Linked DNA regions of Mus musculus: regions 2, 3, 4, 5, 6 and 7 are each linked to region 1. A link is a loop called in an ENCODE intact Hi-C map of the cell type or tissue named here. Cell type or tissue: heart. All regions are shown on one strand.

Region 1 (4,000 bases):
CTCTTGCTGGCCCAGCTCCATATTATATTTTGGTGAAAACAACCAAACTTCTTTTTTTTTCAGGTTTGAAATAATTATTATTGTTATTTATAGTTAGTCCATTGATAAAAATTTGACCATTAGGATTGGGATCTTGGTCTGAACTAGTCTCTTCTGGAAGTTTTTCAGTGTATCTAGTTGGGGACAACGCCATGTGTGGGGATAGAGCAGAGCCAGTCCTGTGTCTACCCATGTCCCTGGGACCATCACTGAAACTGAGAGAGACACCTGTGAGGCCCTGTGCCAGAGAAGAACTTGAGGCTAGAGAATGTCTATTAACCCAGAGAGGGCCCAGGTCCCCCAGACAGTTCCATGCAAGTCCAGTCTGGTGAGCCAGTGAGTCTATCAGGGTTACATGCATGGGGCACAGAGACTGAGGGGCTGAAGAATTCCCACCCTGTCGTGGGCGAGGACTCTCAGAAGCTGCACTTCTGCAGTTCCTCATAGACTGATGAGTCTCCTCTAGTGGGCAGTTGTTGGTTGATGATACAGCCTTGAGAAGGAGCCTGGGAGTCCTGTAGGTTTCACGAGTTTCCCTGCTCCTTGTAAGAGGAAATTTAAAAAAGATTTATCTTAAGTTTAAGAGTGTGTGTGTGTGTGTGTGTGTGTGTGAGAGAGAGAGAGAGAGAGAGAGAGAGAGAGAGAGAGAATGAATGAGTTCTCCAGCACGTGAGTTCAGGTATCATGGAAGCCAGAAGGGGGCATCAGAAACCCTGGAGCTAGAATTATAGGTGGTTGTGAGCTTCCTGATCCGGATACTGAGAACAGAACTCATGTCTTCTGCAAGAGCAGTAGGTGCTCTTCTCTGCTGGGCTGGCTCTCCAGCCCGGAGGGAATGCCTGAGTAACATTCTGTGTATGTGCCCAGTAAGCTTTCCCAGAACTGAGTCTGTGTGACACTCCTTGTCTGCCTCTGAAGCATATTTACTACTCTCAGTCTTCATGTCTGGAAAGACCCCTGAGCACCCTGAGCATACAGGCCAGTTACCGTCTCCACACTGGCTTGTGTCTCTATCACCGTGTAAGGGAAGCTGACAGAGCGAAAAGATCCCAGAGACTCACACAGAAGGGGGTCGATCAAGTCTTTGTCCGGTTATAACTTCCTTTTGAGGCAGGGTCTTTCTCCGTAGTCTTGACTGTCCTAGAGCTTGTTACGTAGGTCAGGCTGGACTCAAACTCACAGAGATTCCCTGCCTCCTGAGTGCTGGGATCAAAGGTGTACACCACCACTGCCCAGACCAAGAATCTTTAGTCCAGTGAGCACTGGGATGTCTTAAAAGAGTAATACTACTAAGGATGATGAATCTTTCAAGAGAAAGTTATCTTTTCACCTAATATATACTTGTGTTGGCATAGCAGTACACAGCTTGGCATGCCTGCCTAGCCCTGCAGGCCACACACACTGAATTTCTGCTTCCTCCTCACAGCTCTGCGTTCCTCAGGCACCTCCCCTTGTGATCCAGTCTCTCTTTTACAAACAGTGCACAGAACCTCTACGGGTGAGGGGCAGCTCTGGGCCAGTGGTCCCTTTGTCCCGAAGTTATATACAGGATCTTCTCAAGATGTGGGCCACTGGAGGGAGATGCCATCTTAGAGGATGGGAAGTCTGACCTGGCTGCTGGCTTCTCAGCCAGATCTTAGAAGAAGAGGCAGGAAGAAGGATGGTAGGAAACTACAAAGAAAAAAAAAAGGGAAGAAAACACAACTCTACCCGAGCTACCGTGCTCTGCACGGACTGGACTCCCCTTGTAACCCGGGTGAAGGATTGTAACTAAGTTGTGATTAAAACCAGGAGTGAGAAGGGTTGTAAATAAGTTGTAATTAGAGCCAGGAGTGAACTCTCAGGAAGGGATCAGGAGCAGCGCCACCCGGACTATGGCCACAAGAGGGCGCTGTGGTGAAGCTCACCAGCCGAGGCTCTCGCTGCTGCTGGGAGCCAGTCACAGAGAAACTCCAAGAGAGGGGCATTCTGGGAGCTCGTCTGTCACCTTGAGAGACTCAATCTTTCTCTTGTAAAACACAGAATAAAGTAACAGATACATCAGCACAGCTGCATGCCTTTTGAGCATCCTCTCCATCCTGGCTCTTGGCTCTGAGCGGTTGTGCCGGGTCCTGTACCCTCTGCGCACCTGCCTTGAGACATCTATCTTCTTAACAGGCTTGATGACAAGGGATATTTTATTTAAACCCTCTTTCAGAACCTTACATTGCTTTTCCACTTGTCTAGTTGGTCGTCAATTGACCTGTCCTTGTGGCAGGAAGTGAAGATTTAAAGAAAGATTGACGAAGATGCCTTTGCGGCTCCTGTTCGGCACAGACTTGGGTCGATGCCTTTGAGGTTCCCTGTACAGAGGACTCTGTACAGTGAGTGGTTGGAGCTGCGTTTAAAAGGTAATAATAGAGGCATGAGCCAGGCACCAAGGAGAAGCTCAAAGCTCCCGTGCCAGCCGCGGGGAACCCCAAACTGATTGCTTTAATTAATTAGGCTGCTGGCAGAGCTGTGGGGCAGGAGGAATTCATCTCCAAGCCTGGTAAAAGGCTGAGGACGCTGGGTCTCAGGCACTCAGCCCTGCAGTTCATGGTTGTTGTTGTTGTTGTGTGACCCACTGGCTGGCTGTTTTCCTCTCCTACAGTGCTGTTAGATTTTCTTAGAAAGTAAGTTACTTATTTGACCTGTGTGTGTGTGTGGGGGGGGGTGTATATATGTAGGGGTTCATGTGACATGGCACATGCATGTGAGCCATCCTGCTGGCCCTAGGAACAAAGATTTTTAAGCCCTCCCAGAGGATGATCATTTCTATTGAAGTAGGAATCCAGGTGAGGCAGCAATGAGAATAGGGGTGTGGCTTAATGTGGGTGTGGCTTAGTGTAGGGGTGTGACCTAATGTGGGTGTGGCTTAGTAAAGACTTGTCTTTGTGGCCATTAACCCTCACATTGCCAACATGGCTTAGACTGTCTTTGGAAGGGGAACAGGAGACTTCAGAATCCACTGTCACAGTCTGTCACTGGGCTTCAGGGAGGGTTCTCCCAGGCCCACCGAGTTCTAAGATCCCTGTATAGGTGGCTGTGATTAAGATGGGACAGACTCAAACTCAAGATGCCACACATCACACATCGTGGGGAGTAGAGCGTTTTGAAGGCAGCCATGTGCCACTGGCTGAGCTCCAGGATGGGCAGAGAAGTGAGTTCCTAAACTCCAGACCCTCTGCCACCCCCTCTACATGGGGCTCCTTCCCTCCTCATAGATCCTTCCACTGCCGGCACCAACGATGACCCCTTTCTATCTTAGTTATATGGTATGTTTCTGTGTGTGTGTGTGTGTGCATGTGTATTTTAGTGTGTGTTCATGTGTGTTTCAGTGTGTGTGTGTGTGTGTGAAGGTGTAGTGTATATATGTATGTGTGTATGTGTGCATGTCTGTCAGTGTGTATGTGAAGATATGTGTATGTGTGTGTGTGGTGTGTGTGTAGTGGTGTGGTATCTGGGGTCATGGGGATGGCAAGCAATGCTCAAATGTTTTAGGTCACCCAATGGCATCTATTCAATAGACACCTTTGCCTGCCACCCTGGTAACCCAAGACCATAGGTTCCATAGCTATCTGGCCCCTAAGCATTCCTGAGCAGATACCAGGGACCCCCTGGTTGTTTTAGATCATGTATCAGGTAACTGTGTGGATAGCAACTGAGCCTTCGCTCACTGAGAGACTCATGAAGTAGCCATTGGCCCAGGCATGGGGGTGTCTTTGTCTAGCAGGTGTTATTGATCTGTTAGCCCATGGGTGAGCTCAGGAAGGCTATGAACATTGCCCAACATATTTGTAGATGTCAGTGTTGTATTGCAACTTGGAAAGTCGGGTGCTCTTAGTAGAAGGATCAGTACCCATCTCTCAGAAAGACGCTGTCATGTTTACTTTTGTACTTGACCCCTCAGTGCATTGAATTATACAGGTATTTTACCTCC
Region 2 (4,000 bases), 110 kb after region 1:
ATTGGTTGTATATACACAAATGTATGGTTAATTTTAAAATGGGCTGTTGAGAATTATATTTTTGTTTCAGAAGATTATCTTTTAAGATAGAATCCATATAAAATAAATCACATATACCACATATACCACACACACACATGCTACATACACATATACCACACACATGCACATATACCACATACACACACTTCTCACATACACACTCACACACATATACCTCACACACTCACACCTACACCACACACACATGCCACACACACATACACTTCCCACATACACATACACACATATATACCACACACACACACACCACACATACACTTCCCACATACACACTCACATATATACCACAAACACACTTTCCACACACACACGTACCACACATGCACTTCCCACATACACACTCACACCCACACACATGCACATACAGTACACTTACATACCTCCTCCCCAACAGAACTAAACATAGGGTTGCCATCTGACCACAGAACTCATTCAAAGTGTAGTGAGAACTCTGGAATTTTGGTTTCTTTCAAAACACAGAAATATTGCAAATATTGTAAGGATGCGTTTTCATTTTAATCCCAGGTGTGGGATGTGGGGCTGCTTTGGACTGTCCACAGCAGCTGACTATGATTTGCCTCATGCTCTAGCAGAGCTGTGGTTTTGCCAGCTGCAGATAGTTTCTGTCATTGTGTGGTGTTTGGAATTCTGGGAACTTTTCCGAGGGTCTATAAATGCTAGGGCCCTGACAGGCTGTGCTTATTTTTGCCTGTGCACTGAGTTCTTATTGTGATAAGTCTAATTCTCAGGAGCCTGTACTTCTAATGGCTGCACTGGAGTGTTTTTAGCCCTCGCCTGGGATGGCAGTCCCTGCTTTGGCCACTAGGATGTGGTCATTCCTCCCTACACCACCACACTTCTGCTCCCCACTCCAGCCTAGAACAAGGGGCCTGTTGTCTGGTTCTGTCCTCCTCAGCATCCTGAGCCAAGGCCAGGAAAGAAAGCACAGCCTAGCCTCCACAGGAGCATGTACAAACTCTGTGGAGGTGGGAAGGGTCCCTGGGCTCTCCTCTCTGGATGCAACGTAAGTCTCTTCCTTGTTAAAAGTTTAAACAGCAATTGTAAAGCATCAGATTTAGGACGAATGCTTTTCCATGCACAGTCTGCCCTCTGCAGACCTCAGATCTCCGGGCCCGCTAGGTTAGCGTTAGCTGTGGCCTGGAACCCATTTCCTTTGCAGACTGTCACTAGTAGTTGGAGATTGTCCCTGTGAGATAAAGGAGCCTGTGCATGTGGCATGTCACATCATCTCTCTAGTCACTTTCCACAGTGTCCCCGTCTGTGGTGTATGCATAGAGATGTATAGGTACACACGTGTACACATATCTGCATGCTGGTGAATCACTCAGCATAACTGTTTTTAACTGTTTAACTTCCCAGGACACTGGGAGTTGCTCCGGAGACAGAGGCAGGAGGGGTCGTCTCTAAATTGCCACAGAATGACCCAAGGGAACAGGCTACTCCACTCTTTTCCCCTAAGCAATCTGTTTTCTGCTCAGGATAACTGAAGCCTCCAAGTCCCTCCCTGCGCCCGCCCTGCTCCAGTACCCCGCCCACTTTCCACCGGGCTCTGTTCATTTGGAAGGCTCGTGACCAGTGTGCGAGTTCATTATATTATCACCTGACCCTTCATCCCTGGCATCTGACAGCCTCATTTCCCGGAGCTCTCTTTTCTTCCAGTCTCAAGTTGATGTCTCAAGAGCCCTGTGGGCCTCAAACCAGATTCACAATTTCTTGATTTATTTCCCACCCATGGGCCTAGATAAATACTTCTAATTTTAGACGGGAAGTTCTTAATTTCCCCTTAAAAAGATATTATACTCCGTCCATTTCCCTGAAAGGAAGGCCCTGGCGCTTTCTAAGAAACTTTATAATAAAGGATTAAAACAGTAACTAGAAAACAAAGCAAAACAAGCCAGGAATTCCTCCGCTGGGAATTCCGCACTCCTGAGGGTTCTGACACGAGGCTTTTCTAAGAAGGGACCAGCATCTGGAACCCGCAGTACGCAGTGTCTGGCGCTGGGAAGGCTGTCCTAGAAGCAGTCTTTACACGCTGGCTTTAATGGAATCTCGGACTCCTGCAGGGGCTGCTTGTGTAAAACACACACAGAGAAAAAATCTTCTAAACAGAGGCAGGATGAAGGGAGTTCGTTGTTGAGCCTGACTTATTATGAATTTCATTCTCGTTTCCAGAACGCATGTATCTGGCTCTTGCCAGGGACACAGTTTGTGTTTGGGGCTCGCTAAGCGCTCTGAGAAGTCCCAAGTGAGTGTCTGAAAGCTTCATAGCGGAGGAGACTTGACTTTGGTTAGGGATCAAGTTCTCTGGCCTTGCCCAGCGTGGGAATCAGACAGCCGGATCTGGAAAATTGTGTTGAAGGTCAGACAGTAACCGGTAGTTCTAGCTCCAGGGAACCCAACACCCTCTTCTGGTCTCCATAGGCAACTACACTCATGTGCACACACATGTGAACAGAATTAAAGATAAAAGTGATGAAGGTAGAGGCAGAATGTCGGTTGGTGGTGGAGCGATTACCTAGCGTGCCCAAGGCTGGAGGACTCTCTAAGAGTCAGGGAAATTATATTGATGGTGGACTCAGAGCATGAAGACCACACAGCTGGCCTGCATTCTCCTCTTCTATAGTCTGACTGAAATATTTTATATCAAATATGACTTTACTGTTTTCTAGAATATTTCCCTCAGAAAAAGAAAAGAAAGCAATAAATCAGATGTGGAAACAAGGACACGATAGAAACCAACTGCAGGGACCTGGTGGCCCGCAGACTGGGGACAATCCCAAGACCCTGGGGTTTTGGTTGCTGCTGTCTGATTCCCACACTGGACAGGGCAAGAGCACTTGACCCACGCCAGCTGAATGCTGGCTCTTGTTTCCCACCGGCTGTGGAATTTGCAGACACTCTTTTCTGGCTTCCCAGAGGGGCTGGGGAGCCTCCAGCATGTGCTGTGACATTTATAACTCCCTCTGGAATTTCCATGTCCCCAGCCCTCGCCCAGCCCAGGGATGAATCATGGATTCTTAGACCAGCGAAGCCATTTTGGAAACAGCTGCCAAGGAGCAAATGCAGTCAAAAATAGCTCTCACTCCCTGAAAAATGAATGGCTTATTTTAAGAAGAAAGGGTGGCTTGAATCTGTCCTGCTTGCATCTTTATCTCCTGGGCACAGGGCCAGGGCATCCGAGAAAGGCTTGCCTGTCAAAGGGAATGGCACCTGCAGTGACATAGTGGTGCCCACGATGGGGCTACCATCTCTGGGCCAGGGCCAAGGGGTGAGGTATGAGCCGTCCTCCTGAGACCTGCATCCCAGGAGGCCTGGACCGTTAGGTATGAAGTTCTGCTTCCCTGGTAGGCCTGACATGCATTGCTTTCTTGTGGTTGTGGCCAAACATCCAACAGAATTCAGCAAGGAGCAGCTGGCAGTCAGGATGCAGCAAAGAGCTAATCAGGCAGGAAGTGGGAGCACTCAGGCAGGAAGTGGGAGCAGGCTATTGCTCAGAAGCCAAATGCCCATGCTCTTATACCTACCAGCTAGTCTTTAAGTCTAGAAGGTTCCACAGTGTTCCTCAAACAGCACCGCCAGGTGAAGACCAAATGTTCAAACACATGGGGACATTTCACTTTCAAACACTTCAGACCACTGGTCCTTGTCGTAGACTTGTGGGGTGGGCACAGTAGCTAGACGCATACAAGAGGAAGGCACTGGGCTTTGTTCCATCCTTCAAAGGGAAGTTAAGCTCTCCTGCTGCAGATGAATGGGTGATGGTGTCTTAGCTTAAGCTGTCAGGGAAGAAACTTCACTTGGCGTCAGGGTGATAGTTCCCCCCTCCCCCATTGTATTTGTCCTTGTGTTGTGAGGCACTGTAGCCAAAGATGCATGAAGGACTGATGTCAATCCTGCTGTGCTGTGTACTATGTGA
Region 3 (4,000 bases), 52 kb after region 1:
CCTCCCAAGTGCTGGGATTAAAGGCGTGCACCACCACTGCCCAGCCAGCAGAAGCTCTTAAGGTGAGAGTATTTTGTTATAACTTTTATTTTAAAGTGTTTGTTGCTGCTCATCTCTGATCATGCCCAATTTATAAATCAAGATTTGTCACAGGTGTACATAAGAAAATACATAAGAAAAATTATTCTCCTTGGGTTTGATGCTCTCTGTGGTCTCAGGTGTGCACTGAAGTGTCCTGGAACATTGTCCCCATGGAGAAGCTGTTGTGAGCACTTAGCGTTTAGTGAGACCAGCATCTGTTGGGGGTCATGAGTGTCTTGAATCTTAAGATGATAGATTTGGGGGGGGGGGGCAAAATGATAGGACCAGAGACCAGTCTCATTGCCTGGTAGCTGGGAAGAAGAATCTGGGAGGGGTGAGAGATGAGTTCTGTCTTCTGGTGTAGTCACCTGATGGTGTGTATGTCTGAATCATGGCTTTCCAGCAAAGAAAAGAATGGATATTATTGCACATAACTTTCCAGAAGTGACTAAGAGTTTAAAGCAATGTCTGCCTGCCTAAAATCAGGTCTGTACATGAAGCAGTGGACTTGGCTCAGGACTCGAGTGCTCAGAGTGAGAGAGGCAGAGCGTGGAGGTCTGAGCCTGGAGTCTCTCTGCTTGGGCTCTGTCTCTGCTGCTGGTAGGCCATATTTTCTTATTCACTGAAACAATACCAGTAACAACATGGGCTGAGGATGGCTCACTGGGTAAAGTGCTTGCTGTCCAAGTGTGGGGCCCTGAGTTAAATTCCCAGCACCCACATAATAGGCTGGGCATGATAGGCATGCAGGTTTGTAATCCCAGCACCGGGGAGGTGGAGACAGAAGGGTCCCTGGGATTTGCTCTACTTGCCTAACTGGTGAGCTTCGGGGCAGTGAGAGACCCTGTTTCACAAAGAAACAACAACTGACTCTGTCCTCAATATGTATACACACACAAATGGTCTCCCTGTGCACACTTTTCTTACACACATGAACATGCATGCAAGCTCATACACATATACCTATACATACACACTCACATACACACACACACACACACACACACACACACACACACACACAAATAACAACGGCTATAAAAAATCAAGAGAGAACAATCAGAACTAACTTTTTAGTTGCATTAATGACCCTTCCTGTTATTATGGCCAAATGCCCAATAGATTCAGGAGAGGAAAGGACATCTTTGGCTCACTATTTCAGAGGGCTCAGATGGTCACGGTGAGGTGTGTGTGAGCAGAGCAGCCTGTGCCACCTTAGTTGCAGACTCTGTGCACTCGGTAAAGCCTAGCTCGTGCTGATCTCTGTGTCTCTGCCTTTCTGGAGACCACATCTCAAACAGCTTTTGCTAATCCAGTTTGCTCCCATTATCAGGAGGAGAACCGAGCAGTGAACTAGACATGTGCCTGAGGAGAGAAAGGTTTACCAAAGGGGACGTCTTGCTTGTGTTTGCTGGAAGGCTTTAGACCCCTGAGGCTCAGAGGTGTGCCGGTTAGGGGTCCCCTGGTGAAGGCGCTTTTGCCTTCCCGTCTTGCTTCTGGGGGGTGGCTATTGAAGTCCGGGGAATGATGTGTTTATCTTGAGGCAAAATGTTTCTTTGCTTTGCAGCTCCAGGTGTGTTTGGCTTTGCAGGGCTCTGTTGTGCGGGGCCACCCCACACTGGTTTGTTATTGAAGCATGACACCCTGGGGGCAGGCAATTGCTTTTCAATCCAAATCTTCCATGACAAATCATGGGCTTCTTACAGAGGTCCACGGGGGAAACGGTTTCAAAGCCTCTCCTTGCTTATCTGGCCAGCACAGTGATACGCATTTCGGAGGCACATTGTTCAGGGAGTGAACACCAGCCCTGTGGCTGAAGGTCCCTGCCAGGCTAAAAGCCATTACCTTCATTCTGCAGCCGAGTCCGTGAAGGCAAAACCCTTTGCTCGATGACGCTTTGTTCCAGAGGAAGTCAGCAGCCCAGCTAAGGCATGCGTGTGCACAGATTGTGAGAGCCCTTTCTTTTCTAGCGTCCTGGGAGTTCTCTGCCGAGTCTCACGCTGCTGTTGGCTCTGGTTTATAGATGGTTCCAACCTTGCACGGAAGCCAGGCAGAAGCTGGGGCAGGGGGTAGGGGGGCAGGGAACAGCATTCCAGGCTCCTGAACTGAAGGGGCACTGCCCGTGCTGTTCTGACCCCAATACCTTTGGGATCCTTTCTTTCCCGACTGTAGCCTGCCTGCCCACGCCAGCTGCTTTCTTGTTCTAATGAGTTTCCCTCCTGCCTAGTTCCCTGGACAGCATGACTCCCTCTGACTTCCCTCTGAGCTGTGTCCTTTCCAAGCCAGAGGCTGCCACCAAGCAAGCTAAAATAAGCCAGAGAGAAGCTGGCGCACCACAGAGGTATCCCACACCACACATTTAGCAACCAGAAAATCGCTACTGCTTTCTGCAAGCAAAGAATCCTGCAGCAAAGACAGCAGACACCTTAGCCTTGTCTCTTCTGAGGCTGGCATCCAGAATGCCAGGGCCACCCTTCCCCAGTCACCTCAGAATCATAGCTCACAGAAGACAGGCTGACAAAGGGGGAAAGTGTGACAAATTTATTTAATCAAAGTTTTATGAGACATGGGAGCCTTTAGAAATAGCTCAGGGGAAACTCTGTTTTTTTTTTGTTTTTGTTTTTGTTTTTGTTTTTGTTTTGTTGTTGTTGTTGTTTTTGTCTTTTCTTTGTGTTTGTTTGTTTAGGATGTCCTGGTTTGAGGGAGAATGGGCAGTGTTATGGTTTAGACAACAAACATCCCTCTGAAAGTTCATGTGTTAGGGCTTGGACCTTAGCCGGTGGCAATATTTTGAGAATCTGGGGAGATAGTGGGAGGGGGTGAGGGTGGCCTTTGGGGACACATTGTCTCTCACCCCTCCTTGTCTTGCTTTCTACTTCCTGACCATTGTACTTTGCATGTGACATGTTCCCTAAAGGCTCTCTAATTTGAACATTTGGTCCCCGGTGAGTGGCACAGTTTGGGAAGGCTGGAACCTTTAGCTGGCAGAGCCTCCTTGAGGAAGTAGGGTCACCGAGGACAAACTTTCTGAGTGTTGTATCTAGATCTTACTCCTTGTTCATTCTCTGCTCCCTAATTAGAGGTATGGTGTGACTAACCGACCTCCCACTCCTTCTACCATGTCCTCCTGGCCTATGGGAGCGAGAGGTGCCAACCACCAGTTACGCCCCTGTACCAGCAGAGAAAGGGAGCTGAGATGTAGGTACCATGCAGTCGTCCTTCTTTGCTTGTTGACTGTGGTTACAACGTGACCACCGAACACAAGCCCCTGGCCTCTGTGACCACCTCATCGGGAAAGACTATAGCCTTGACTTGTGGCGTAGAATGGACTCTTTCTCCCTTTAGTTGCTTCTCCTAATCTATTTTTACCACAACAACACACTAGAAACGAAAACACAAGGTAAGAAGATGAATGGTCATCTGTTCCTGCAAATTCCACGGCCATCAAGCCAAGCATCCCTGTGTTGAGTCCTCTTATCAATGAGCCCAGACAAACCCTTCATCTCTTTACACTGCGTAGGATGGATGCTGCATGCTTTGGTCACTGTGAGAACAGGGACCAGAAAGTGGGGGAAAGTAGAGACGGAGCCCACAAAGTTGCCCAGAATTCAGACTCTGTAGACCAGCATCAGAGTGCAGGTCTAACTTTATCATTTATTACATGAACTTATATGTAGCCTTTTAGCCAATTAGGGTACGTTTATGTATTCAAGGGCAAATCAGGGTGCAACCTGTGTTGTTTAGCCAAATTTGACTTGCCTGTCCGGGAGCCTGTAGGGGAGGGTCTAATCCCCTGTGGAGATAGATGTCTGTGAAGGCAGGGAAGCAGCCACAGCCCTGGCCTCTGGTCCTTTGTATTGTCTCGCTGGTATGCTGGGAGCCACATCAGATCATACACTGTGTACAGTGGATCAGTACT
Region 4 (4,000 bases), 690 kb after region 1:
CAGGGTCAAAGCAGAGGCTGGAGCACTCAGAGAAACATGAGGGGGGAGGTTGGTGGTGTAGGGGTGACAAGAACGAACCAGCCCCGGAAGGGAACAAAGAGGCTGAAGCTGAGCTGGGCCCTGGTGGCTCCAACCTGGAATTCCAGCATTTGGGTGACTAAGGCAGGGGGATAGCTGGAAGTCTGAGGCTAATCTGGGTTACACAGTATGAGGCTCTGTTCCAAATTGGCATCTCTGCTGGGCTGGGTGGGACAGGGCTGGGTCTGGGGTAAACGGAAAGTGGTTAGAGTCCCTGTGTTCCTAACGTTGTCCTACCCATCTGGGGAAGCTGCAAGAACAATCCAAGGCCAGTGCTGCTTTCTCCCAGTGACAGAGAAAGTATCGCCGGAAATTCCTTATCCTCACCAGATTGTAAAACAAGTGTTTTCTGCCCCCCTGGAGACCTTATCTTTTCTGCCTGTCCTTCCCAAGGCTCCCGACTCAACTGTGGGATGGGTGGGAAGGGGGTGGGGAGGGATGCCTTAGGACAGAAGTTAGTGTAACAGGCTCACTGGCTGTAGAGGACACTAAAGGACATCAGCCTGATGGGGGATGGGAGGGAGGTTTCTAACAGGGAGAGGGCTTTGATGTGGGATCAACTCCCCTTTCATAAGACAGCACAAATAAAGGGAAGCCTCTGAGAGGCTGCAGAGGGAAATCAAGTGGATGGAGAGTGCCCTCATGTGGCAGCCGGGGGTGTGTGCAGCCACAAAGCCTCAGCTTCCGCTTGGAATTTTATTCCTGGAACTCTGGGGCCTGGAGAGAAATAGCACCTCTTAACCACGTGTCTGAGTGAGACCCCGGGATGAGGACCAGTCCAGGACGAGGAGAGATCAACAAAGACTGAGAAACCACACCTCAGAGAGGGTGTGGGAGAAACCACAGGAAGGCCTGCTCCGGGACCATCCCCCCACCCCCACCCCCCTCTGTGTGATCAAAGCCGGCAAGAATTTCCAAGTCTCTAACCCTGATGCAGCAAACACTTATCTTCAAACCAACAGTGACACCGCTCTTTGCTTGAGGATAAATATCCTCAAAGAGAGCTGTCAAAAGGGCAGCTGGTGGGGTTCACTGAGGAGCCCCACATCTCCCTGTTCTGAGCACCCATCAGTCTCACCACAGCTGTCCCCACCCCTGTCTTTCCAAACTCAAGGTCTTCACTTCCTTGGAATAAAGCAAAAAAAACAAAACAAAAAAAAAAAAAACAAAAAACAAAAAACAAAAAAAAAACAAAAAACAAAAACAAAAAAACAAAAACAAAAACAAAAACAAAAAAACGGGTGATTATTTCTGGAATGTCTCTGTCTGCTTCCCATCTTCGGAAGCCAGGTGCAGCTACGGTCTGAGGAGACGGCTCAGTCGATACAGCGCTTGCCACACACACACAAGACCCTGAGTGTGAGGCCCAGAACCCACATACAAAAGTCAGGAGTGGTGTGTCAGCACTCAGGAGGCAGAGGGAGGTGGATCGGTGGCACACACTGGCCGGGAAGCCCAGCCTACTTGGTGAGGCTCAGGTCTCAAAAAAGGAAATACAAGGTGGATGGCCCATGAGAGGTGATGTGGGAGCAGTGTTAACTTCAAGGTTTGGGTCTGTCAAAGGAGAACATTTGTAGACAAATTTTCATGGGACGAAGAGCAGAAGCTCTCACTCTAGCTTAGTGGTGCATGGCAGTCAGCCCAGAAACTGGAAACAGAGGCAGGGAGAATCAAAGTTCAAGACCATCCTGGGCTGCATGTCTCAAAAACCAAACAAAACCAAGCAAAAACCAAGCAAAGGCTCAGCCGATGAAGTGCCTGCCCTGCAAGTTTGGGGACCCGGGTTCTGATCCCAGAACCCACACAGTGAAGTTTGTTGAGGTGAGCTTGTAATCCCAACACTCAGGAGACAGAGACAGGCGTGTGTTCCTGGGGCTCATCACCAGCCTGGCCTGCTAGGAGAACTCCAGGCCAATGAGAAACTCTGTCTCAAGTGAGATTTAAAGTTCCCTTCTGGCCTATATATGCACTGCACATGCACATGTGTGCATGTGTACACACACACACACACACACCACACACATGCACGCGCACACGTGTGCACACACATACACTCATGCATGGGGTGGAGAGTGAAATTTTAGTTACAAAGCCTATAAAGGAGTAGTGGATGTCTGACGTGCAGTGAGAATCATTTCAACCCTGAAGATTTGTTAGCCTTTCAGGCAACTTCTTCCATTTCCTGGGCTGATGACCTGCGTCCAGATCAGTTTTCAGGCAGATCAGCTCACTTTGGGCTCTGAACTAGTAAATCAGTCCTGTGTTCTGGTCAGTTAAACACAAAGCGGATTTACTGTCAGGCAGGATTTCCCAGCAGCCCCCGGAGATGCTGTGATTCAGGTTTCTGGGGAGAGCAGAGCAGTCAGATATCCTTCCCAGAGGCGCCTGCTTGAAGAACAGCTAGCGTGTGACTCAGGGTGCTCTGTGAGCCTCTGCGGTGGTGGTGGTGGGGGGGAGGGGGGCTGGTCTCACAGTGTTTGAGGGAGCCAGGAAGGGAAATGAACTTCCTCTCTCAGCTTCCTCCAGGAATTCCCAAAGAGACACGGAAGTTACATGGTTCACAAGTCCCCATTCAGAGCAGAGCATCTGGGACATAAAACAGTTACGTGAAGACCAGGCCTCACAATGGCTGAGAGAGTCACCTTCCAGCCAGTAATGGGATCCAGCAGTTTTACAAGCTAGTTGGAGGTACTCCCAGCCACTGAGGCCACCTTAGAGGGAAAGAGCTGTTTTTCTTCCAGTACCTTCTATGGTGTGCTCATGGAGTCCTAACCAGGCTCCCTTCCAATCTCAAAGTCAATATCTGCATTTGCTGTGGGTGGGAGGCTTCAGAACTTAACAGCCTTAAGAGCTAGAGACAGAAGTGACAGAAGTACACACGCCAAAGCTGCCTTAGGTGCCAAGGTGTTGGATCACAGGCTGCTAGGGGGACACCATGCTCTTAGATGCCCACTTCACAATCAGGTACAGTGCACCTGCTGAGAACGGGCTTCCTCCTGGCCAGATGCCAGGAAATGCCAAGGGTTGACTGCCAGGAAAGGTAAGCATAACTTTGTCCTTCTTTTCTAGGCAGAAGAAACCTGACACCGTGGAGTGACCTCCACAGAGAGCACTGTCCTGAATGCTGTACAAGAGTGTGTTTGCATGCATGTGTGCATATGTGTGCATGTGTGTACACATGTGTGCATTCATGTGTTTACATGTGTGTATACACACATGTGTGCATGTATGTGCATTCATGTGAGTATGCATGCATGCATATGTATATGTGCTTGTGTGTGCATGTGTGTACACATGTATGTCTTCATTCACGTGTGAATACATGTGTGTGTGCATGTGTGTGTGTAAAGAAAGTAGAGTATATTTATTCAGAGGAAACAAACAAAAGCAAAGCTCATGACTTTACTATGGGATAAAATAAGAGGCTTCCATTTGTTCTGAATTTAGCAGAAGAATATACCACCCTGCCTCTGGGAGGAGGATGTGGCAGTTCCAGGTCTGTGTCCTCCTGCCATTGAAGGCATCGTCTGAGAAAGCCGCTGTCCTAGATGACACTCATAAACTGCAGTCATGGCATGCACTAACTCGAGTTGAGTGGTGGATGCACACCTTTCCTTTTGAGTGTCTGCTTGCTTGTCTCTGGCTGGGGAAGCCCACTCTGATTGGTGCACATGCACATGAGACGGGAGGAGGTAAACACAGACTGTCTCTGCAGGACAGACTGGGTTTGAGTAGAGTGGGAAGGATGGGGCGGCGGGGAGGAAAGACCTCCAGGCACTGACATTTTCGACCAGGTGAGGATTGGTGATAGGGTCATAACATCAACCAGAGAACATTTCAGAGGTGGCTACATGACAAGGAAAATAGTGTCCTTTCTTTTAGGCTCCCTGAAAATCCCAACACACCTGTGGAAAAAAAAATA
Region 5 (4,000 bases), 380 kb after region 1:
CTTCTTCTCACCCGAAAAAGAAGCACTTGTGTAGGTTCAGGAAGAGAATCTAGACCTCGGGTTTTTGTAGTCTACAAGGCTTGACTTCATATTTTACTTAAGTAAACAAGTATGGTCAGTCCATGTTCTCTTAGGACTCACGGTGTCTTTGTAAAGACACATATCTAAAACTACCTCCACATTGAGGTCAGAAGTTTAAAGACAAGCCAAGGTTCTCTAAAGCTGGGGTTAACAAGTACTGGTGGAGCCAAGGGTGAGAAGCAGGTCCATGTAAACAGAAGCACAGTTGGGAGGCCTGTGCACGGCCTTGTCAAGCCAGCTTCAATTACCAGATAATAATGATTTGTACTAACACCTGTTTCAGAAATAGATCTTCAAGTGTATCCAACCAACTGTCCCTTTTATCTCAGGTGAAGAGGATTCCCCAAACTCTGGAAAAGTGACTAAGCTCAGGTATCAAAGAGCCCATGCATTATCATACGGGGAGAGGGGTTGCACCTTCCAAATGTATACTCCATAGCTTTGACCAAGATGATGATCCCACTAACGAAGCTAGAAGTTACAGCGCTAAAGCAAACGCTCTTGGCGAGAGCCTAATATTTTACAATAACAAAATCATGCTCTAAAAACTATACACTTAAGCCAGACAGTGCAATTCTCAGCCGCACTCCCAGGCAGAAGCTCCACCTCCACCTCCTAACTGGATGCTGTGTTGTGCTCTCTCCATCCTCCGGAGGAAATGTCTACAGGGCTTCTTATGCAAGTTCACCTCACCCCATCTATAGGTAGCACGTGGGTACTGAGGGAAGCCCTTCCTGTTTGCTATGTTCCCCAGACATTTACCCAGTTGGGGTCCCCCCCCTTTAGCTATTTATGAATACACTTTAATTTAGAACATACAAATTTAACGTTATAATTTAAGCCAGCCAAACCACAAGAAATAACTATAAAGCCAAATTTCAATTTCTTCAGCTAATAAGCCTGCCTACCACCAGGGCAAGACTTGGGCTACCTGTGATGTTTTACTTGTAGAACAAAAGTAAGGAAAATGAATTGGGGTGGAGCAGAGCACACCTGTCATCCAAGCCAATCATGAGGCAGGGGACCACAAGTTCAAAGTCTGTTTGAGCTATAGCGTGAGGTCAGCCTAGGCAGCTTAGTGAGCCTCTTTCAAAATAATAGTAAATGGCTCACTGTTTTGAAATAACAATAAATGAGGCTGGGAATGTAGCTTTGTGGTAGGGTGCTTGTCTATCATACCCAAGCCTATAGGTTTAATTCCCAAATCCGACCCCCTGAAAAAAAAAAGTACTTAACCCAGAATGTAAGAATCTGCTGTGGCCACTGATCGGTTAACTAGAGGCACTAGTTTAATGACTAGACTGTACTAGTCATTAAAAAGCCGTGCTGGGAAGAGACAAGCCAGATCTCACCAGGGGAGAAGGAAACGCAGAGGTCCGTGACACAACCCTCAGTATGACTCAGGCAGACGCACTCAGCTACAGATCTTCCTCAAATGCTGCCGGTCAACCCTTAGGCATGAACAGCCTCACACGCGCCCAAAACTGAAGATAGACTATTCTTCCCCCCTCCCAACCACCCTCCACCCCCTGCAATAGATCCCATTGCTGCCTGTTCCGGAAACCGCTCCAGCTAGCCATAAACAGCATGTCGAAATCTATGCAGCTCTTATCACCAAACCCACCCAAGAACTCCACATTCTCCAAAGACATCAAGACCTCCGCGATGCAGAGCCCAGTAACAAGCAGCTCGCTCATTCGTAGTCACCTCTGGTCGCTAGAGATCAAAGCCCACTTTCCATATTTGAAAAAAGAAATATAATAACCAGTTTAAGCCTTACAGGGGAGTACTATGTTTCAAATAAAGCAGCAGTTTGGGATAGTTTCTTCCTTTCATTCCAATTTGTAAGACGTTAAATAAATAAATAAATCCCAGCCTAGACTGCAGACGCAGGAAACTCAAGCGGGCAGCGGACTAAAATGCCTGTCATAAGAAAGCCATCTAGTGTTAAAGTTTAGAAGTGAAACCGCAGACAAAAGGAACATTTCTGGGACTATTTTGAAGTTACTGGGGAAAACCAATGAGAATAACCAAGACGCCCCGTTTTCTGCGGATGACTTGGGTTTTGGGGTGTTCTGCATTCTGCCTTTCCCCCTCGCTGTTTGGCCTTCTTTCTCAAAGCCATCCTTGCGCAGACCGAGGCAACTCCAAGCAGAACCCGAAGCGCCTAAGACCTGTTTTGACCAAAATCAGGTATCGCCCAGCCCCAATTCGTGAGGACGCACTTGCTGTCCGTTCGCCCGTGCTGACGTTGGCCCGGACTGAATTAATGTAGCCGAAGATGGTTAATGACGACAAACGTCTCCCCAAGGGGTGACGCCAAGTTGTCCTCGGCTTTCGCTCTCCGGGAGACGAGCCGAAATTGATTCTCGGGATTCTGCGACCAGGCTCAAATGAATGTGCCGGCGCTGCCGGTCGCTTCCCGACCGCGGTCCTCACCCGCGGAGACGCGAGCCCGCGCGTACAAAGGAGCGGGAGTCCCGGGGGAGCGGCCCGCAAGTTGCGCGCAGCCGGGCAGGTCCGGTCCCTGCGCCCTGCACCCCGCACCCCCCGGCACGCACCTCGGAGCCGCGGTCCTCTGGACCCCGCCAGGGCCGGCGCGCAGAAGCCAGGGCCTCGCCGCCCGCCGCCGTCCCGCGCTACCCATGGGCGCGCTCCCCGCGCGGCCGTTGCGCCCGCGGCTCGAGCTGTCGCCAGGCGCCGCGCTGCGTCCTCGGCCGCCCGGCTCCGTCTGCAGCCGGCTCCCGCCGCCGCCGCCCGCCCCGGCACCGCCCCCACGCGCTCCGCCCCCGCCTATTGGCCGGTGCCCCGAAAGACCCCACCCCGAGCGCGCCGCCCCCTCTCATTGGCCGGTGGCCGGACGGTCCCCGCCCCTAAAGCTCCGCCCACGCCCATTGGCCAACCGGACAGGCCCCGCCCCGAGCGCTCCGCCCACGCCCATTGGCGCGCCTCCTGGCCAGACTCGCCCCTCGCGGTCGGGCGCGCGCGAGCGCGAGCGTCCTCGGAGAGCGATTCTCCAGGTCGCGGCGAGCGCGAGGCCTCGGCTTACGGGGACAGGCGGCCGGCTTCGGAGTGCTCGCGAGCCCGGGTGCCCTCGGAACGACCGGTGCTCTCCGGGTGTGGACTCTCATTCGTACATGCTCGCACCATGTCCGGACCCTTGAGAGTCACCACGGCCTGGCGAAGCCCGAGGGACGGACTTGACGCAAAAGTGCAAGCTGTAGTCGCGCGGGCCGGGGAACCTGAGCCAGGAGCGATGCACGAGCGGGCCCACGCCTGCTCTCGGTGTTCCGGCCCTGTCTACCCCCTTTACCCCCAACCGCCGGGAGCCTCACCTGCGGCCGGCTGCAGAAGAGCGGCGTTGGGCTCTATTTTGAGATGCACGGGCAGGAGGAGTAAATAAGGCCGGAGCAGGTGGCAGAGCTGGCTCCACCTTACGTCCCCAGAGTCCTGAAATGGTTTGTTTGGGACTTTGAACTCCTCCCTGGAAGAGATAATGTTAATAATGTTATCTCTCCTTCCCTGTCGCAGTGCTTCCTACTACGAGCACACATCCTGGTGAAGTTTAAACAGTGGGTCCCCACCCAAGCTGCATTTCTCTGCGTGCACATTGTCCAATCTCTTATATATCATTTTAAATACAGGTGTAATGCGTAGGAATGGGCCTTGTAAAACATGCCAGCAACCTGTATATGACATTATGCTCCTGAGATTTCCAGGTTTTGAGGTCTTTCTGGATGGTCTCCCTATACCTACCGTTTGCAGAAGTTGTGTATGCATTCCACAAACATGAAGTCTGAGAAAAGTCCTGTGCTGCAGTGCTTTCTGGGAAACTTTTTACCAGACCCTGCTCTGTGCTTGGGGGTGAGGTGGGGGAGGGGGCAGATTAAACCGGGGCAGAGACTGTGGAATACAGCGC
Region 6 (4,000 bases), 550 kb after region 1:
GTGGCTTTTGTACACACAATTACATATATGCATGAACACACACACACACACACACACACACACACACGAGTCAAGATAACCAAATTTGAAATCAGTATTGTACTCACTTGCTGTGACCCTTTGATGCTAATTTACTACATATAAATCATTGAAACTATGTTGTTATTTCGTGGAAATTGTACCAAGTGAGCACTCATTCAATGAATTATCATATAGTGAACATACTACTGTCATCTCATTTTTTTTCTTTTAATGGATGAAGGATTTCCATCTAACTTGTTTTGGGGGCGAATGACTGTAATCCCAACACTGAGGAAGCTGAGGCAGGAGAAGCTTGAGCTAACCTGGGCTACAGAAAAGATCCTGTCTTAAAAAGAGAGAAGGAGAGGAAGAGGGAGAGTGCCCAAGGCCAAGCAGATCGATGTAGACATTTTCTTTGTTTCCTCCGGTATTGATTCTCTATGTCGATTCTGTCTCTGAGCTACCGAAAACAACCCAACTCCCAGAACGCCTTACAATTCCAGTCCCCTTGCCAGCGATGGAAAATTCTAGAGGGTTAATATTTAAAATGAATATTCTGGATACAAGAAGCACTTAGGATTCTATACATGTTGTCTCTCTGTGTAAGGTTCTCCCATGGGTTTGCTTTGCTTACATCAGCCATTCTCTGAGTCCATGCAGGTGCAAGATGCGGAAGGCAAGTTACCCATTGGGATAAGAAGTAATAATACTCCATTAGAGTAACACAGGGCTATAAACAACACTGAGATGACAGTGGCAGGTGTGGCTTGCCAATCTTTTTAGGTGATTTAAACAGCAGGAAACTGAGCTGTTAAACTGGCATATATTGCCTGCTGAAAGGAGTCCAAAAATGTGTGTGTGTGTGTGTGTGTGTGTGTGTGTGTGTGTGTGTGTGAATGTGTGTATGTATATTACATTCGCAAACCAATTAAAGGTAAGGATTCCTGGAAATGGCTTTCTCATCCAGAATGGAGGGTGACTGAGCACAAGCCCAACTGCACGCATGCTCGACTAGAAGGGTCTACAGGTACATCGCGGGCAAAAGCCACTGCCACTTCATTTGCTGGTGGAATGAGTCTCGAGGCTAACTGAGGTAAGGATCCACTTTCTCTGGGTAAGGCAGTTGTGGGTTGATAGACAAGTGTGGAGGTATGGAGCAGAGATGAGGGATTCGGTGCATGGCTGGGGATAGGAAGTCCGCCTGCATCAGAGGTCTGCAACGTGGGCAAGCTTGAAAACCTCCTGCAAACAGGTTCAAGTTCTCCGGACCAATGCCAGTTACTCCAGTCTAAAGGAGGCCATCGCTTTGGGCCAAGCTGCTGTGTGAGCCCCTAGCAGTCCAGATCGGGCCAAAATGGAATCAAGGCACTATCACTAAGATGACCATCAAACTGGCTTTGAAAAAACTGTTTTGGGCTAGTTTCCCCCGAGCATGGGCGTCCCAGTCAGCTGAATGAAGTCAGTGAGGAAGTTCTTTTTCAGCAATGGAAGGGGAGAACTCTGCGGAGAGAAGCCTCGCTTTTGCTCTTGTTTCTGCTTTCCACAACTCTTTCTGCCGTTTCTGCCGCTCAGGTCAGGTCACTGGAAGCTCCTTCTACTTCCAGGTTGCAATAAAAAAGCTTAATCAGATCTTTAGACTCTTACTACCTTGTCTCAGATATTCATCTCGGGAGGTGGAGGCCAGGATAAATTGAGGTTAGCTGTTCTCCAGCTGACTGCTCCGCAGCCAAGTGAACATTGTACACGGAGTTCAAATCCCACCAACGGCTGCTCCTTCAAGGAGGGTTTCTATTGCTACATAGGAGCTCACTTGCAGCCTGAGGTGAGGGTCTCAGGGACAGAACTCAGATACTTAAGTAGCAACGGCCAAGTATCTGGAATTTCCACGAATGCATCCGTGCAGACACCTCACGTGAGTCTGGCACATAGGACTGTTCCCAGACCTTACAGCCAGCCACTGCCACATAGCACCAGGAGTAGGGAAGAATGCGCGTGCGCCTTGTGTGTCGGGAAGGGGGGGGGGGGAGCGTTGGAAACGCATGCGCGACCACGGGGCGGGGCGGTGCTTTCCCTGCCGACAGGGGCGTGGCCTTCAGCGTAAGGGGTGGAGCCTGGCCGCCCATTCTGACCCCCGACCGCCCCGCTCTGGACCACCCCGCACCCAGACCCCCACGCACATGTCGCGGCACGTGTTCCTCACCGGGCCTCCAGGTGACCCAGAGCCTGCGGGACTTGGCGGGGAGGTAGAGCGCCTGGACCTCTGTCCGGTCTCCGGCCTGGCTTGGTGTATCGCAACCCGGCGAGAGGGAAGGCCAGGAGGACTGGGGAGCACCGGTTACATGTCCCCAAGGACCGGTTGTCACCCGGGTCTCGCGCCACTGAGGCCCAGGTGTACTCTGTAGACTTTAGAGTCAGTTGAACAGGCAGAGGCTTTGGGGAGGAGCAGGGGGCCGCAGTTGGAGGCGCGCCGGCCTTGCACAGCATGCCCTGCATTTGAAATCAGGGTGCAGTTGGGTCCCCAGCTTCCTGCTGTAGGGTTCACCCGGAGCCATCATCAATACCTATGTTCATAAGAGGTTTAGTGAACACCGGACTCACAGGCTTTCCCCTCCTCCCCGAGGAGAACCTGGGAGTACTGTCAGTCCCGGATTTGCACCTCTACACCCCTGCCTCCTGTCTCAAGAGTTAGTAATGCTTCGCCCCTTGCGCTACAGGCCCCACTCCAGTGTGTCTCACTAACATCCCAAAGGGTTTGGCTTTCTAAGCCCCTCTCCAGCAAGTTAGCGAGACTTTTAAAAAGAAAGCACCCTTTGTCAGCACCACTGCCTCTCAGCCTCTTCCTAAATATTGACCAGCATCTGTAAGTCATCTCAGAGGGGGCTTTGCTCAGCTGGTTTTTTTTTTTTTTGGTTTGGTTTTTGAGACAGGGTTTCTCTGTGTAGCCCTGGCTGTCTTGGAACTCACTCTGTAGACCAGGCTGGCCCCAACTCAGAAATCCACCTGCCTCTGCCTACCAAGTGCTGGGATTAAAGGCATGGGCCACCACTGTCTGGCTTGCTCAGCTGTTTTTAACATAACAATCCCTGTGAGGAGATAGCCTCTGGGTCAAGAGCTCTTGGGCTGCTGTGTGTTGTCTGTTTGGAAATACGGATATATGGAGTTTGAAAGTTGCATTTATTTACGTATGTGAGTGTGTGCGCAGGTGTGGAGGTCAGAGGACAACTTTGAGGAGTTGGTTCTTGTTGCCCCATTGAGCCGTCTTGCTGGCCCATAAATATACTCCCCTCCCCTTATAATAAAAGTGCTGCCTGCTTGGTATGAGAGCTAAAGTGAAATGTTAAAGTGACAGGCTTTTTGTTGGTGGTGGGGTGTGTGTATGTGTGCAGTGTTTGGGATGTAAATAATAAAAGACAAAAAGCGGGGGTAGCCCCAGGGAACTCCACCCTCAGGAGCTAAGTGTGGGACCTTTGTTCCTTATTGTTCTAGGCCACAAACATCTGCTGTTGGCACATACATACTTTTGCTTAAAATCCATAAGGATTATGCTGCAACCCTCTGGCCCACCACCACTGACCCACCTTCACAGCCAGGCTTCATGCCCTATAAAGGCTTAACGACCTCCCCACACAGTACCATCTGCCTGATCAGACACAAGAGTGGCTGGAGGGATGCTTTAGATTTAAACCAGAACAGAGGGTAAATCTAGGAGTGAAGGAGGTCCCAGATATGTCCTGGGACTGCATTAGAAGTAAGTAAACTTCATGCCGCCGCCTGCCTCTGCTGGGGTGGAAAATCCCTCACACCTGGAGCAATCTGGCAGGCAGTGACATTTGCAGCCCGTCCTGTTTGCAGCTATTGCTTTTTTGCAGGCCAGATGGGCTTGACAAGGTAAAACTTCTTGACCCCTCTTCTTCCTTTGTCTCTTTCAGGGGTTGGCAAAACAACCTTGATCCAGAAAGCCATCGAGGTCCTGCAGTCC
Region 7 (4,000 bases), 260 kb after region 1:
CTGCCTTTGAACCCAAGCACACACAGTTCCCTAGCCGGGATCCAGATAGAAAGAAGCGTTGAGAAAAGGCTCCTTGTGAGACATTCTGGCGAGATTCCCGGTTCACACCCCAGTAAGTTCTTTACAGCTGAGTGTGGATGCTCAGATCACAGTGGACAGGGACAGGCGTAGTGTCTGATGGCACTGCTGCTCCAGGAACACAAGGCAGCTAACTGCGGTAAGATACACAGACTGGTGCTCACTGCCATGCAGGTAATGCCTCACTTGCCCTGGGAAGCACAGATGCCTGACTACAAGTGGGAGAGGGTCTGTTCTAGAACCAGACACTAACGTGTGCTCCACAGTCTGCTACCAGTCTCAGCTACTTGAAAGAGAAGTGACTGGCCTGCTTATTTATGCTTTTTAATTACCCTGCGTTATTGTAAACATTGCATTGTTAAACTCATTCACTCGTGTGGGGCACAGACAGTCCTGGTACACTGGTGGAGGGCAGTCTGTCTGTCTTCTCCAGGTCAGGTCATCAGGCTTAGCAGCTCCTGCTTTGCATTATTTTAAGAAGTGAATTAGGGAGGAGAACTTGGGAGGAGCAAAGCAAAGACGTGAACTCCTCACTGAGAAGGCACCGCTGACTTGAGTGTGAGGAGGCTGTCGCTGAGAGCTGCAGCTCTGTGTGGCAGAATGCAAGGCTTGATAGATGTGGTTGCAACCAATCTCTATCCATTTCTGGAGCAGACAGTCTGCCAGGCCGACCTGGACAGGGCATAGGCTGGAGGTCCTGGGCGAGGTAAGCAGTGTGGCCTCACTGGTTACCTTTGAGGGCCGGCTGTGTCCAGGTACCATGCTAGGCTCCTGTGTGTCACTTCCTGGCAGAGCCCTGACCCTGAAGGACAGTTACTGACCTACTCTTTATCACATCAGCACACAGGGACCCATTTGCATAAGCTAATGTAACAGGTCATAGCCAGAGCCAAGACCCGAGGGGAGCCAGCCTGGCTTTCAGAGCAACTCCAAGAACACAATGGCCCCCCACACCAGCCTCCTCAGCTCATTTGTCTCTGAAGGAATTGCTAGTGGCAAGGGCCAGGGCTGGGCTGCAGCTCTTGCCTAGAATGTGTGAGGCCCTGGGGTTCCACCCTCAGTACTATAAACAAACCAAACCTTGACATCCGAGGCAGCGGTGATGGCCACTCTACACCGGGCTGTTGGTGGACCACAGGAAGGGCTGTGGGGAGCAAATGAGCACCTGGAGTTGCACCAAAGCCTTCGTGGTTACTCACTCACCTTCCGTCTCCCCTCCTCCACTAAGGGGCTGTCCGGCAGCATCAACTTCAGAAAGTCATCTTTGGATAGGACATGCTGAGTTTCTGAAACAGAGTCTCCCACCACTGCCGGGTGCTGAGTGGCTGTGGACATGATGTCCATCTCACCATATATCCTGATGGAATAAACCAGAACACAGGTTCAGAGGAGCTGCAGTCTACCTATAAGCTGTCCCTTGGCAGTCAGATGAAAGTCCAGAAAGCATTTGAAACTGAGGGGATAGCTCAGTTAGTATGAACTCAGATTTTAAAAAAAGCCAGATTGGTGGTCAGCTTGGCACTGGAGAGACAGAGACAAGCAGATCTTTGGGCTCACTGCTCAGCCAGTCTAGACTTAGTAAGCTCCAGGCCAGTGACAGACACTATCTTCAAAATCACAATGGGGAGAGCCCAAGGCACATTAGTTAAGGTTATTCTTCAAGAGTCTGTGCAGGCTCCCATGAGCTGTGTGCGCAATCCTATGAGCTGTGTGTTCACAGGCACACACCGCACACACAGCCCACACCTACACCATGGCACGCTCCTCTAGCAGAGCACAAGTCAGGGTTTCTTGGGCTACTCTGAACAATACCAGACCTTCAGTTTTCCCTCCTTTTTTTTTTCACGAACATAGGATATCTGCCCCCCCACCCCCTACCTGCCAATCAAACCTCAAGAGTTCCACAAAACAAGCAGGCAGTGTTCCTGCTTCTGTGTTCTCTGACTGTGGGGTTGATGGTGCTCTTGGCCTTGAGACACCATGGAGACTACGCCACACCACCACCAGCTGTCACCACGACTCTACTGCAGGCAGCTTTCTGCATACAGAGTCAAAGACAGCAGAGCTTTATACTCTGCTACCAATAAAAGCCAAGGGCTACAGAGATGGCTTAGCAGGTGAAGGTCCTGCCTTCTCCGAGTTCAAGGTGAAGGGCCTGCCTTCTCCAAGTCCAAGCCTGATGAGCTGAGCTCCAGCCCAGGATTCCTATGGTAGAAGGAGGGGATCACTCGACACATGCCACCGCAGCTTCTGCACATCACCACAAGCATTAGCACCACGACTGCCATCACCACCGCCACTGCTGTCACCACCACCACCGTCACCATCAGAATAAAGTGAAGACTTTAAAGACGGAAACATAAATCCCAACATTTAAAGTGTTTAAAGCAGAGGCAAGAATGGAGCTGGCCCCATGGGTGAAATGCTTGCCTTGCACCCATCCCCAGCACACAGTAAACAGCTGAGCATGGTGGTCTGCACTTGTAACCTCAATGTTGGGCAGATGGAGACAGGAGGGTCACTGGGGCCCAAGGGCTGGCAAGTCACACTGGCCTGAGTTCCAGGTCAATGACAGGCCCTGTTCTCAAAGAAGGCAGGCAGCACCTGCAGGGCCTCATCAGAGGGTGTCCTCTGGACTCACATGACTGTACTCTGTGCTGGATGGTTTTATGTCAACTTGACACAAGCTGTAGTCATCTGAGAGAAATGATCCTTGACTGAGGAAATGCCTCCATGAGATCAGGCGTAAGGCATTTTCTTATTAGTGATCAATAGGGCGGGCTCAGCCTATTGTGGGTGGTACCATCCCTGGGCTGGTGGTCCTGGGTTCTGTAAGAAAGTAGGCTGAACAAGCCATGGGAAGCAAGCCAGTAAGCAACCTCTGCATCAGCTCCTGCCTCCAGGTTCCTGCCCCGTGTGGATTCCTGTCCTGACTTCCTTCAGTGATCAACAGTGATGTGGAAGTAGAAGCCAAACTCTTTTACTGTCCAATCTGCTTTTGGTCATGGTGTTTTATCACAGCAACAATAACCCTAACCAGGGGACAGACAGATGGACAGACAGAGATGGTAGGAAGGGTGTACAATGACTATGGTTATAGATTTACCTGGGGCATTCCGTCACTTCAGGTTCCTCGGGTGGTGGGCTACCTTCTGACTTTTTCCAGCCAATGACATATTTGTTTGCTGCTCCTTGTCTGTGGTAAGGCTTTGTCACCGCCCCAGGTGCCTGCTGACCGCCGCCGTGAGTGACAATGTAGACTTTGGAACTGTCCAGAGAGCCGGTGCTTTTGGAGCAGTGAGCTGAAGGGCTTCCTGAGTGCTGCGAGCCACTGTGAAGACAGCCAAAGGTGGCATCATAGCAGATACAGCAGTGACGTGTGGTCCCTGGCCACTGGGCTGGGAAGGCAGGTGACCTCTCTACCACATAGCTTGCTGGACGGGAAGCCTCTGTGTCCAGAGGCTCCCCACGCTCGGGTGTGGCAGGAGCAAGCTGAGAAATACAACTGGGGGAAATGCTACAGCAAAGAGCAGGCAAGCTGTAGGCCACTCAGTGACTCAAATTTCAACTCAGCTGCTCATGCCTCCAGTCTCATAAGTACAAAACCCTAGGCCAAAGAGGTGCTTCAGGCCAGCTCCTCATAGGCTTCTAGTCCCTTAGCCTGTCGTATTAATAGACAGCTGCTGTAGAAATCCCCCCCCCCCAACTCCCTTTCTTTGCCTAATGAAGGGCGTGCACTGAAGGCAAGTGTCCAAGAACACTGAACACTTTCCACTTAGCAGTAACACGAAACTCTTTGCTATACAGATTCCACGAGTCCCTGAGGTACCTTGACTCTTGACACCAGGTCTCTTACAAGTGGCCTGAACTTTGAAAAGATGCTGCAGGGCTACAAGACCCCAAGGTGGCTTTTACAGAATGC

Evidence for each region. Peaks named below come from ENCODE experiments on the same cell type or tissue, not always from the same donor. Only the 100,000 strongest peaks of a DNase experiment are listed, where the experiment ranks them.
Region 2: a loop joins it to region 1, with 4 times the contacts of the local background. A loop is called at or near these places in 12 of 42 quality-filtered maps.
Region 3: a loop joins it to region 1, with 2.6 times the contacts of the local background. A loop is called at or near these places in 8 of 42 quality-filtered maps.
Region 4: it touches region 1 in a loop (2.9-fold over the local background); 30 of 42 quality-filtered maps call a loop at or near these places.
Region 5: it touches region 1 in a loop (7-fold over the local background); 31 of 42 quality-filtered maps call a loop at or near these places.
Region 6: a loop joins it to region 1, with 2.5 times the contacts of the local background. A loop is called at or near these places in 4 of 42 quality-filtered maps.
Region 7: it touches region 1 in a loop (2.6-fold over the local background); 6 of 42 quality-filtered maps call a loop at or near these places.

The regions. Positions count from the first base shown.
Region 1 is chr8:125,182,171-125,186,170 of GRCm38, forward strand. The region is part of intron 9 of Disc1 (disrupted in schizophrenia 1); the gene reads left to right. Among named protein-coding and RNA genes, the nearest start is that of Disc1, 130 kb to the left of the region's middle. In heart, no CTCF peak of the experiment used is centred here; a DNase peak (open chromatin) is centred at 1,961; H3K27ac peaks cover 2,100 bases.
Region 2 is chr8:125,290,056-125,294,055 of GRCm38, forward strand. No RefSeq gene overlaps it. Among named protein-coding and RNA genes, the nearest start is that of Gm30713, 94 kb to the right of the region's middle. In heart, CTCF peaks have their summits at 887 and 2,497 (motif pointing left); DNase peaks (open chromatin) are centred at 1,646, 2,066 and 3,076; H3K27ac peaks cover 3,366 bases.
Region 3 is chr8:125,234,394-125,238,393 of GRCm38, forward strand. The region is part of intron 11 of Disc1 (disrupted in schizophrenia 1); the gene reads left to right. Among named protein-coding and RNA genes, the nearest start is that of Gm30713, 150 kb to the right of the region's middle. In heart, no CTCF peak of the experiment used is centred here; a DNase peak (open chromatin) is centred at 2,208; H3K4me3 peaks cover 1,031 bases; H3K27ac peaks cover 1,329 bases.
Region 4 is chr8:125,870,289-125,874,288 of GRCm38, forward strand. The region is part of intron 8 of Pcnx2 (pecanex homolog 2); the gene reads right to left. Among named protein-coding and RNA genes, the nearest start is that of Gm46061, 20 kb to the left of the region's middle. In heart, no CTCF peak of the experiment used is centred here; no DNase peak of the experiment used is centred here; H3K4me3 peaks cover 656 bases; H3K27ac peaks cover 1,907 bases.
Region 5 is chr8:125,567,013-125,571,012 of GRCm38, forward strand. It overlaps Sipa1l2 (signal-induced proliferation-associated 1 like 2), which reads right to left and starts at 2,851. Exons shown (of 22, transcript NM_001357372.1): 1 at 2,643-2,851. In heart, CTCF peaks have their summits at 798, 2,025 and 3,060; DNase peaks (open chromatin) are centred at 1,649, 1,949, 2,349 and 2,969; H3K4me3 peaks cover 3,802 bases; H3K27ac peaks cover 2,479 bases.
Region 6 is chr8:125,732,118-125,736,117 of GRCm38, forward strand. It overlaps Ntpcr (nucleoside-triphosphatase, cancer-related), which reads left to right and starts at 2,086. Exons shown (of 5, transcript NM_025636.5): 1 at 2,086-2,232; 2 at 3,951-4,000. The coding sequence starts at 2,199. In heart, no CTCF peak of the experiment used is centred here; a DNase peak (open chromatin) is centred at 2,154; H3K4me3 peaks cover 1,181 bases; H3K27ac peaks cover 2,169 bases.
Region 7 is chr8:125,441,302-125,445,301 of GRCm38, forward strand. Sipa1l2 (signal-induced proliferation-associated 1 like 2) reads right to left here. Exons shown (of 22, transcript NM_001357372.1): 16 at 3,185-3,409; 17 at 1,282-1,435. Among named protein-coding and RNA genes, the nearest start is that of Gm30713, 57 kb to the left of the region's middle. In heart, a CTCF peak has its summit at 2,104; a DNase peak (open chromatin) is centred at 3,550; H3K27ac peaks cover 641 bases.